2 separate regions of the Mus musculus genome follow, and region 1 is linked to region 2. The links are chromatin contacts, found by POLR2A ChIA-PET in ENCODE. All regions are on one chromosome and are shown on one strand. Each heading gives the region's core, a stretch centred on a gene start or an enhancer-like site at or near the end of the contact. The rest is flanking DNA. Distances are from core to core; before and after follow the strand shown.

Evidence for each region. ChIA-PET counts read pairs that join two places held with the same protein, here RNA polymerase II (POLR2A).
Region 1: POLR2A ChIA-PET joins it to region 2 with 10 read pairs in Patski. The contact joins the enhancer-like site here to the promoter of Phf1 in region 2. POLR2A ChIA-PET finds 5 or more read pairs at or near these places in 2 of 5 experiments (Patski and embryonic stem cell).

The regions. Positions count from the first base shown.
Region 1 is chr17:27,037,616-27,042,935 of GRCm38, reverse strand. No RefSeq gene overlaps it. Among named protein-coding and RNA genes, the nearest start is that of Ggnbp1, 11 kb to the right of the region's middle. Within about 2 kb of position 2,535, at least 1 of the 3 ENCODE cell types and tissues checked has a DNase peak (open chromatin) inside an H3K27ac peak, as active enhancers do.
Region 2 is chr17:26,931,630-26,936,694 of GRCm38, reverse strand. Phf1 (PHD finger protein 1) reads right to left here and starts at 3,568. Exons shown (of 15, transcript NM_009343.3): 1 at 3,161-3,568; 2 at 2,327-2,501; 3 at 2,160-2,241; 4 at 1,969-2,064; 5 at 1,541-1,641; 6 at 1,298-1,446; 7 at 1,060-1,155; 8 at 877-945; 9 at 653-776; 10 at 504-571; 11 at 304-408; 12 at 15-183. The coding sequence starts at 2,485. It overlaps Kifc5b (kinesin family member C5B), which reads right to left. Exons shown (of 11, transcript NM_053173.2): 11 at 4,116-4,591. The coding sequence ends at 4,547. Mir6968 (microRNA 6968) reads right to left here and starts at 1,223; the gene lies at 1,156-1,223.

The DNA of each region.
Region 1 (5,320 bases), core at 1,286-3,785, 110 kb before region 2:
TCTGGCTTCCTTCCCTCTTATGGTTTCACTTCCTTCTTCCATTCATGATTTTTGTCTCTCCTTCCGCCCATCCATCTGCCAACTGCCCTCCGCTCATGTGCTCACCCACCATCCATCCATCCATCCATCCATCCATCTATCCAGTCGGACTAAGTTCTAAGACCACCTTGTCTGGAGGAAGAGGCAGAGGTAGGCAGATAGCTGTGTGTTTGAGGCCAGCCTCATCTACAAAGCAAGTTCCAGGCCAGCCAGAGTTACAGAAAGACCCTGTCTCAAAGAGGAGGAGAAGGAAGAGGAGGAGAGACAGACAGACATACAGACATGTTGTCTGTGTCAGCTAGGCTGGTTCGAGGTTCAGGAACCACAGCAGTCAAAACAGGCAACATATGCTCCCAGGAAACTGGGGTTCCAACAGAGACAGACAGTATGCCATCAGTTAGGAGATGACAGTGATTAAATACAGCCAGGCAGGGCAGAACACAAAAACCAAAAATAACAGACAGCAGGGTGGGAGGCAGAGGATCACTGCAACTCCGAGGCTAGCCTGGGCTACAAAGTGAGTTATGGGCCAGCCAGGGCTCCACAGTGTGACTCTGCCTCTAATGTAATGTGGAGAGGCACAAGGGCTTGCTTTTATGTAGAGCAGTTTTTAAAAGGAAAAAAATAATAAAATAAAAATAAAACTGAGCCGGGTGTGGTGGCGCATGCCTGTAATCCCAGCACTTGGGAGGCAGAGGCAGGCAGATTTCTGAGTTTGAGGCCAGCCTGGTCTACAGAGTGAGTTCCAGGACAGCCAGAGATACACAGAGAATCCCTGTCTCGAAACAAACAAACAAACAACCCTGAAAAATACCTCCACCTCAAGGTGGTATATCAGGCAGATCATTTATCAAGCATGTGTAAAATCCTGAGTTCCTTTCCCAATGAGGGAGAGCAGAAATGAGGGAGGGAGGCGGCAGAGCAGAAACTTCAGAGATCTCTGGGAGTCACACAGATCCCTAGAGGCAGAACCTCCAAGGGAGAAGTGTGAACAGCAGGTGCAAAGGCCCTGGGGTAGGGGCAGGAGTGGGCTAAGTGTAGTCATATAACAGCACAGTATGCTGAGCACCAGGCAAGTATAACCACCGGAGATAGGGTTGAAGACACAGGAAGAGGCAGGGGCCTTGCCAGCCTTGGGAGTACTCTGGTGAGAGGGACAATGGGGCCAGGGCTCTGAACAGGGGATTGTAGGTTCAAACAACAGTAGTCTCCTGTTACAACAAAGCCTGTGTGTGTTAGCCCCTTCTCTGCTCTGGCTTGCGTGGAGGTCTCTAGTAACCTGTGAGGGACAGGAAACCGGATGTCTAGGGCAAGTGAAGTGACCGACCGCCCGGTGTTGTCCCACAGCTGATCTACACAGGCAGCTGGCCTCCCAGAGCTCAGGGTGAGTACTTCAACTCCTTGACACAGTAGGGAGCTCTGAGACTCATTCAACCCAGCCCTGTCCTCAGACTCTTCCCAGAGAATGACCTTGAACTCTCAACCCTCCCCCTCCCCCTACCTCCTTACCACTGGGATTAGACTGCACCTGGCTACCCTGCTGCCTTGTGCATTGTGCATCTCGCCCTGCCAGTCTCCCTGATGTCGTACACCCCTCTATAGCTCCTTCCGCCCGGGAACATGCCAGCTGAGTCACCTAGGTTGGCTTAGGCAGTGCTGTAAAATCTGGATGCAGTTGTGAGGAGGTTAGCCAAGTGGTTAACCCGACAGATTCACTCTCCCCATACACTCCTATCCCAGAATGCCCCCTAGGACCACCCACCAAGCCTGCCTGGTGCCATGGAAACAGCCCCCCCCCCGCCCCGGCCCCCCCCCCCCCCCCGGGCAATTGCTGTGGATCCTGACAGCCCTGGAGCCTGCCAGGGAGCCCAGGACTTCATGTACAGCAAGAACAGGGGAACACATTCAGGACCTGTGTTACCCTGACCTCACGGGAGCAGAGGATCCTGGGCTGGGCCGGCCAGTTCCACGGGTAGTTTGAGGACTCTGGAGTAAGGAAGGGCCCTGTCCAGACTCTTAAGGTGGCCACACAAGGGTCTAACCATCCCCTGAAGGAACTGAATGAGGATGCCTAAGATACACACTTGGTCAGGAAAGCGGCTGGCTTGGAGATCCTCATTGCCCCAGCATTTGGGAGGCAGAGGCAGATCAATGCCATCAGATCCAAGGAAGGGGAAAGTGACTCTGGGGAACAGAGACCATCGCTTTCGGCCCCATGGATAGGCCTTGCTCCCCACCTTCCCAGTCTCAGTTCCTGCTGCCTCCTCCTGGACAACCCCTCCCCCACCCCTGTGGCTCAGGACTCTTGCCTGGGAACTTCATTCACAGACGGGAGCTCCTGCAATCTATTAACAGGCTTGTGTTCATCTGTGCCTTGGGCACCGGAAGCTCTGAGCAGAAACTTGCACGGTTGGGTAGACTCGGCTGCTCTGGCGCACAGGCGTCTCCCTAGCTGCTGTGTGGCCTGCACCCTCCCGCCGCTCGCTCTCCAGCTGTGGGTGCCCTTCCCGCGTGCAACCTTCCCGGTACCTCACAGCCAGGCTTTGTGGTGCTGTGCGTTCTGCAGGGGGAGGGGCGCCACCTAAGGCACTAGGATCGCTTCACGGAGTACAGCCCAGGGGCACCCCTCAGAGTCCACACCTTCAGAGGGAAACCAAACCTAACTCATCCTCTCATCCGTTTGGAGCAGGGGCAGAGACAGGGTCTAGCAGAGCAGGTAGCCCAGGCTGGCCTCCAACTCCTGGGTTTACAGGTGTGCTGCCCCATGTCCAGCCAAAGGGGGAAGCCCTTGCGCTGGGTCTTGCTCCATAGCTCAGTGCTTAAACAGAGCGGGGACGGTGGTGATTATGAACGGACTGGTTCCGAGTTCCTTCTGGAACTTACTGCCATTCTCTTTTTGTTTTGTTGTGTTCTTCATTTTGAAATACTTGTTCATTTTGGAGTCAGGATCTCAGGGAGCCCGGGCAGGCCTCAACTCACTTGGTATCCAAGAGTGACCTTGAACTTCTGACCCTCCTGCTTCCACCTCCCAGGGTGTCCCTGCATCACTTGGGCTTGGGGCCCCCAACCCAGGGCCATGTGCATAGGAGGCAAGCTCTCTTCTTTTAAGGGTGCTCTGTGAGCGTGCAGGATGGTTTTTTTTTTTGTTTTGTTTTGTTTTGGATTTTTTTTTTTTTTGGCTTTTCACCAGCCTACATGAGGAGTCTGTGGTTTTCCCATTTCACGCCTCCTACAACGGGGGTGGGGGGGTGGGGGTGTGGAAGGCTAGTCTGAGGTCATGTGAGTTGTTACAGCGGGAGTGGCTTCCAGCCTGATGTGTCCTGTCCTGTTGTCCTGTCCCCCCACCCCACTCCCCATCCTCAATTCCTCCTCCTCTCCAGCTGGAGAGGATTCTGCTGCAGGTGGCTGCTCACTCCCCAGCCTAGGCTGGCAGAGCCTGGGGCAGCAGCTCACCTGGAGGTCCCGCATTCCTGCCAGGGCCCTGGCTCCCAAGCACCCCCCAACCTGAGGCCTGCCCTGAGTTCCAGATCATCCCTCGGCGTGGACCTGGAGCTGCTTTAATTACCTTCCACCTCCACAGCACAACCTGAGACACGTGTAGCCTGCCCTGCTGCCCCGTCTGAGACAAGCACAGGCAGACACCTGGATCCCCGCAGATAGGCAAACCCTAGTTTGATGGACCCAGCACCCTGTCCCTAACAGCCCCGTGCTGCGGACCTGACCGTGGCCACTCTCCCCCCCAACCCCCCACGTCGGTTCAAGTGAGCAAACTGGAGGTTCCTCCCTGCCTGGTGGGCTGAGCCTGGCAGTTGGGAGTTCAGATCTGATGGATTCTCTTCTCATCCACCACAGGAGCCTGCGCCGGTGATGCCTAAAGGCTTCCTGGCTCTCATAACAGAGGTGGAGACGCTCCAGTCTCCAGATCAGACCCAGAGGTGTCTGTGGGCTTCCACTCACTGCTGGGGACCCCTCCTTCCACTGAAGCTCCTTGTTTAGAATGTGTGACATCATCACCTTGTCTGCCAAGCCAGGCCTCCCGCAGAAGCCAGCCCTGGATGCCCCCGCCCCCACCCCCCGCCCCGGGCTGGGGAGAGGCCTCGTGCCTGCATTGACACACACACACAACACACACACACACACACCCCTCTCCCTCTCTCCCTGCCCCCAGACAGCAACAGCACCCATATTCCTTCCCCCTCGGTCTCTGTGGTTCACAGGAATCCTGAAGTAGATTGAGCTGTGAGGCTAGCCCACAGACATGGAAGAGAGGAATGGGCCAACCGCAGACGGAACCAAGCCTTCGGCCCCCCGGGGGTGGGGTGGGGGTGGAGAATCTACACATCCCAAAAAACACTGCCTCTGCCTGCCTGCCTAGGCCCCGCCCTTCCCAGCAGCACCCCGACTTGAAGGAAGTGATTAGCAGAGCAAACTGGGCACAGGTGAGTCACCAGGTCACAAGGCCTGGCTGACTCAGGACAGCCGGCCCCTCCACCAGCCTCCTGCTCTAGACTCTGAGTCAAGGCCTCCACGGGCCAGGACCAGGAAGCCTCGGAGAGAGCTCCTGCTCTCCCCCAACCCCAAAGTGTCCCTAATTGTCTCCAACCACCCCCTGCACCCCCCCACAACGATGGCAGGGGGGTGGGTAGGGAAGATGGGGAGCCTGTTATGCCTTCTTCAGTGAGCTAGGCTGGTCTATAGTGAGTTCTGCAGCGTACGTTCCACCACTCCAAGGTGATGGCTCCTCACCGGGCACCGGCCAACAGTGGCTACCATCACTATGATCAGTCACTGCCAACCCAGTCACTGGCCAACCCAGGCACCGTGGCACTCACCTGTAATCCCAGAACTCAGAAGCAGAGCCTGGCAGAGAGGGAGATGGGGACCAGAGCTGCCTCCGAAGACAATCAATCAATCCGACCTGATAGAGACCTGCAGGCTCTCTAGCCCAGCCGGCTGAAAACCAGATGTGTGGGTAGCACAAGGCAAGCTTCCCCCCACCCCCCATAAGCCTTCAGGGAGGCTTGGAGTCCAGGTCCAGGAGAGGAACAGGCCCTGCTGAGATAGCAGAGACCGCCTGGACCACAGCACTTCCTGGTGTCCCAGGAAACCTTGCTGAAGGCCACTCCTCCACACTCAAGTTCCCTTTGCCTCTGGATTTAGGCCTTTGCATCCACATAGTACCCCTTTAACACACACCCCCAACCTCTACCTGGGACCTCTGAAATACCCAGCCGTGACCAGCATCTAGTCTGGGAGAGCCGTTCTCCTGAACTTTCTTTCT
Region 2 (5,065 bases), core at 2,319-4,818:
CCCTGCCCGTGTACCTGCAGGGCCCTCTGCTCCCGGGACCCATGCCGACTGTGTGCTGCCGTGGGTGGCCCCAGTTCCTCCACTTTCCCCTTCTGCCTCCTCCTTAAGGGTTCTGGCTCCGACCTCCATCGTTTCCCCAGGGGACGTGAGACCCCTCCCCCAGGGCCCTGCCCTGAAGGGAAGCTGTAAGAGGTCTCTTTATCCCCCCAGCCCCCTCCCAGCCACCCCAGACCCCCATTTTCTTTATATGCACCCTCCAAACAGATCCTTGAGAATTCTCCCCATCCCCCCTGGACCAGTGACCTGGTGGGGGCTCCATCTCCAGTGAGAAGCTCCACAGGAGGAGGGGTCCGAGCATGGAGACCAAAAAGACATTTTCGCTTTTTAATCTCCCTCCCTGAAATGAAACTGGGACAAGGGGAATGTCGGCAGGTCCGTGCTGTAGCAAAGTTCTCCTCATCCAGACTAGCACCTCACCCCTGAGCCTCCCTCTTTTGACTCACCGGTCCTTGTGGCTGTTAAGAGCAGAAAGGAGCTGGGAAGAGCGCTCTCCCTTGGGAGTATCTGAGAGCTGAAGAAGAGGGTAAATGGGTCAAGGAAGCAGACATTCCTTGTCCCTCCCACCCCAGTTCCCACACTTTAGAACCCTTACCTCCCCCAGGAGCAGACTGTCCCAATTCTCAGAGGTGAAGGGGAGGATCTCTCGGTCAAAATCAAAATATTTCTTCTTACAGCAAACGCTGAGGTGGTAGAGGACAAGATGGGCCACATCCACCCTGGAGGAGCATGGAATTGTCAGCAGCATCGGCGCTATCAAAATCAGGGGTCATTAGGGTAACATGGTGGACAACAGAAATGAATCACAACCCATCTCACCAGCGAAGCTGTAACCTCCGGACCTTCTCAGGGCCGCCCCGGCACACACAGCACTCAAATTCATAGAATCTGCACATGGGCCAGGACAGAGGATGCACCTCATTCAGCCCTCTGACCCCGGCTGCAGAGGACTGCGGGAGAGCACAGGTGGACTCCCGAGCATGCGTGCATGTCCTGTCTCACCTGTCTCCGTAGAGGAGGGGCTTGCTCAGACACTGGGTGCAGGCCTCATGGAACCACTGGAGGCAGCTCCGGCACTGCAGCATTTTCAGGTTCCACCTGGAGGGGAGACAGCGCTTGTGGCCCTCAGACAGCCTTCTTGAAACCACAGGGCCCCCTCGCCCCCTGTTCACCCATTTTCCCGGGCTCTGCCACCACAACAACCCCCATCCCATAGCTTGACAACACCCTCTCCACTCACTCTCCAGGGCCTCCACAGTAGCAGTAGCTCTGCTGTCTGTTGCTCAAATGTCCAGCATCCCAGTCCAGCCCTTTTAATCCGTATGGCAGGGAGAGCTTCATGCCCAGCATGGCCCGGGCATAGGGACCTTTCTTCAGTGCGCCTCCCCTCTGCAGAGGGACAGACAGATGGAGACCTCAGAGAGGCAGGAACGGAGGAGAGACCACAGGAGCTTCCCACACAGGGGCAGAGAGGCACCTTTACCTTAGTGGCGATTGCAAAGACACACTGGCGGCATACCCAGGATGCGCCCTCTCCTTCTCCAGGGGCCGGGGCCCTGGGAACGTGACAGTCCTGGTGATAAGCTGAATAAGGACAATGTTGAGGGTAGACCACTGTGTGCATCTAAGTCCTGCTGTGTGTGTTATCCTGACACTGCAGGTGAGTCAACAAGCTTCTCACAGCTGAGGGCCTAGCCCAAGGAAGCACGGTTAAGAAAGGTAATGTAAGCCCCTCAGCTTTGCATGGCCTGGGTCACCTGATCTATGGCTCCCTCGCCCTGTTCTGAGAGATGTGGTGACAGGGTGAAGACTGGCCAGGACAGGAGACATAACTCATGCTATAAGGCAGGGCTAGTGGCAACCCAGAAGACCCAGGGCAGACTGCACCACCTAAGTATCCTGGCCTCTCACCATGGCGACACTTCTCACAGCTGACCAGCCGGTTCCCAGGTACCACGGTCTCAGAGCGACACACACAACAGAGCAGCTCCTCCCCAGGGAGGGCAGCTGTGAGGGAACAAAGTGTCAGGAGGCCTACCAACAACCAGTGTCCCCACCCACTCCAGCTTCTGCTGTCACAGGCTTCAGTCTGAAGGTCTCACCTGGGCTGATATCCTTCCATAGAACCAGAAACTGGGAATCGTCCTCAAACTGGACCAGACACACCTCTCGAGCACTGTCCACCTGGAATGGGTGCCCAGTGATGCTAAAATGGGAATGAGAACTGACTGGAGACTGGGAAGGCAGTGAGATCAGAGGTGGGTCTTACCTTTTTGATGGTACCCAAGTACAGCAGCCCATCAGTCCATCTGGCCAGCACATCTTGGCCTTCCCAAAGCCGAGGTCTGGGGCCTGAGGTGGGAGCAGGGGAAGCTGGATCCCAGAGAGAGGGGGCACCCAAACGGCTCAGCCGGGGGAGCTGCGCCATTGCATCCTGGGGGGGCCTATTCCAAGATAGGATGGTTAGAGTTATGGGTGCTGAGAAAGTTTCCCTGAGCTCGTTGTTTTCTCTTATGGATAAAGAAACCCTGTTCCTGGTGGAGCAGCTCCAACGCCCCAGTCTTCTAATCCTGAGCCCTATAAAGGTGGGTGGCTCTGGTCAGCTTCTCGACTCTACTCTTTTCCATCTCCCCTGCCTCGTTTTGTAGTTTCCCAGCTCCTAGGGACTCAGGTGAAATGATCTTTGCGGAATCAAGGTTACCGCTTAGCTTCACCTTGCCCAGCTGTTTACAGGGATCCTAAATGGGGCAATCTGTTGCCCAGAGATGTTTTGGGAGCTTTTCTGAAGACGTTTCCCGAGTAGAAACAGCTGCCTCCCCAGGCCTGTGTGTCTTATTTAGAACCACCACCCTGGTGCCAGGTGATGTTAGGTCACCCTCAAATTTGGGGCTCTCTGACCCGGGATTAGATAACTTCCCTGAGTGCCCCAAGAGGGGGGCGTGTCCCTGTCCAAGTCTCTACTCCCCTACACTGTCAGTCCAAGGAGGGACTTGAGTCGCCCCAGCACAGACCCTAAGCTGAGACCAGGAGGCTCTCCAACCCTTCTTCCTCACCGACCCCCAGCTCCCTGCCCCCCTCTCCAGGCCTCCCGCCTCCTCCTTACCGGTGACAGCCGGGGCAGCTGGAAGCCAGGTAGGGTCAGACTCAAGAGACCTGGATGAGTCTCCGGTGCGGGAAGACTGAGTGTGAGCGCCGGGGGGCGTGCAGGCGGAGGCCAGGGGGTCCCCGGGCCCAGCCCCTCCGTCCTGGCGGCTCTGGGGCGTATGACGCAGCAGCCAAAGCAGCAGCAGCGGCAGGAGGAGTCGACAGAAGGAGGGAGGAGAGTGGAGGGTGGGGAGCACCAGGGGGAGGAGACGACAGAGGGACGGGCAGGCAGCACCTCCCTCACCTCCAGCGGGCCCGGAGGGCGCTGCGCTGTTGGGGGCGCGGCCGGTCGCGGAGGTCGAGGAAATCCCTGCAGCCCCTTTTTCGGATGGGAGGCTTGCTCTGGGTCAGCAGGAAATAACCTTCTTGGCAGCTAGCCTGCAGGTCAGGGCCGGGCCCCGCCCCATGCCACATCCGTTAGCTGCCCCGCCCCCGTGGCCACTCCAAGCTCCGCCTCCGCACGCGGCACCGCCCTCCCCATTCACGCTGCCTGTCGCCCCGCCCTTCTGCGCACGCGTAACCCCGCCTGTGCGCCGCACCTGGGCACACGGCCACTCCTCCGGCCGCGAGAGCACTGGTGTAGGTTTGCTCCTCCTGGGAGGGAAAGGACAAGGGGCTATTTGGAACTAGTACTGAGTTAGTGACGTGCCCACACCAGCCAATAGGCACTAGGCGGCACGGAACCATGGTTCGAACCGGTGGGCAGGGAAAGAAAGAGATTGTGGAGTGCACTGGCAGTCACACCAGACAAGAGCATTCCTGTTCTGGGCTGGGGCTGGGGCCTGGCAGTCCTAAGAAATTGTTAAGAGGGCCCAGTGCCGAAGGGTAGAGAAGAGGCATCAGGACGGCAAAGTGTGCCCCACCAAGTGAAAGCCCATAGCCTCACTCTGCAAACACATCACAATGGACATTTCTACGTGCTTACAGTATTTATTTACAATACCTTCCTTTGGCAGCTAAAACCGTTAAGTTAATAAAACCGTTTAGAGCTGTAACAAGGGCCGGGCTGGGAAGATGGCTGGGCGGTTAAGAGCACTGACTGATTTTGCAGAGGACCCACATGTATTCCATAATCCCAGTTCTTGAAGGACCTGAAGCCCTGTTCTGAACTCACTGGAGCAGGAGACATGCACATGGTGCATGCATATACACTCAGGCAAAACAACTGCACACAATTTTTTAAAATCTAAGATTAAGAAAAGGATTAACATACAAAAGATTATTCTTTATTACATAATAAATACCCAGTAATATCATGTCTCAACTCCCACCCACCCCCACCGAATAAATACACACTAAAACAGAGACGCATGCGCACTGGCTTGCAAGGGCTCTGGATCCGACTTCACTTCTTATTAGCCTGAGCAGTACCAATGACACACTGGTTCACCTGTGGACAGATAAACAGGGTCACACAAGGTCAAGGGTTACAGATGAGAAGCCTTCCCACTCTGCCCCGTGCTGGGCCCACATCTGAATCTCTGAAGTCTCTGTTATGGAAGCAGGTCCAGCCTGCCCCCTGGAGGGATGGTGATGCTATGTCCACTAAGCCTGGAAGAGACCGGACTGAAAAGACGAAGCTTTATAGTGCTGGCTAGTTTTTATGTCAACATGACACCGGCTACTCCTCATTTGAGAAGAGGGGACCTCAATTGAGAAAATATCCCATCAGATTGGCCTGTGAGCAAGCCTTTTCTTAATCAATGATTGATGTTGGAGGACCCAACCCTAGTGTGGGCCAGTGCCACCCCTGAAAAGGTGGTTCCCCAATGAGGTAAGAAAACCGGCTGAGGAAGCCAAGAGGAGCGAGCAGTAAACAGCACTCCATTATGGCCTAAAGAAGTTACTGATCTGACATCCCTGG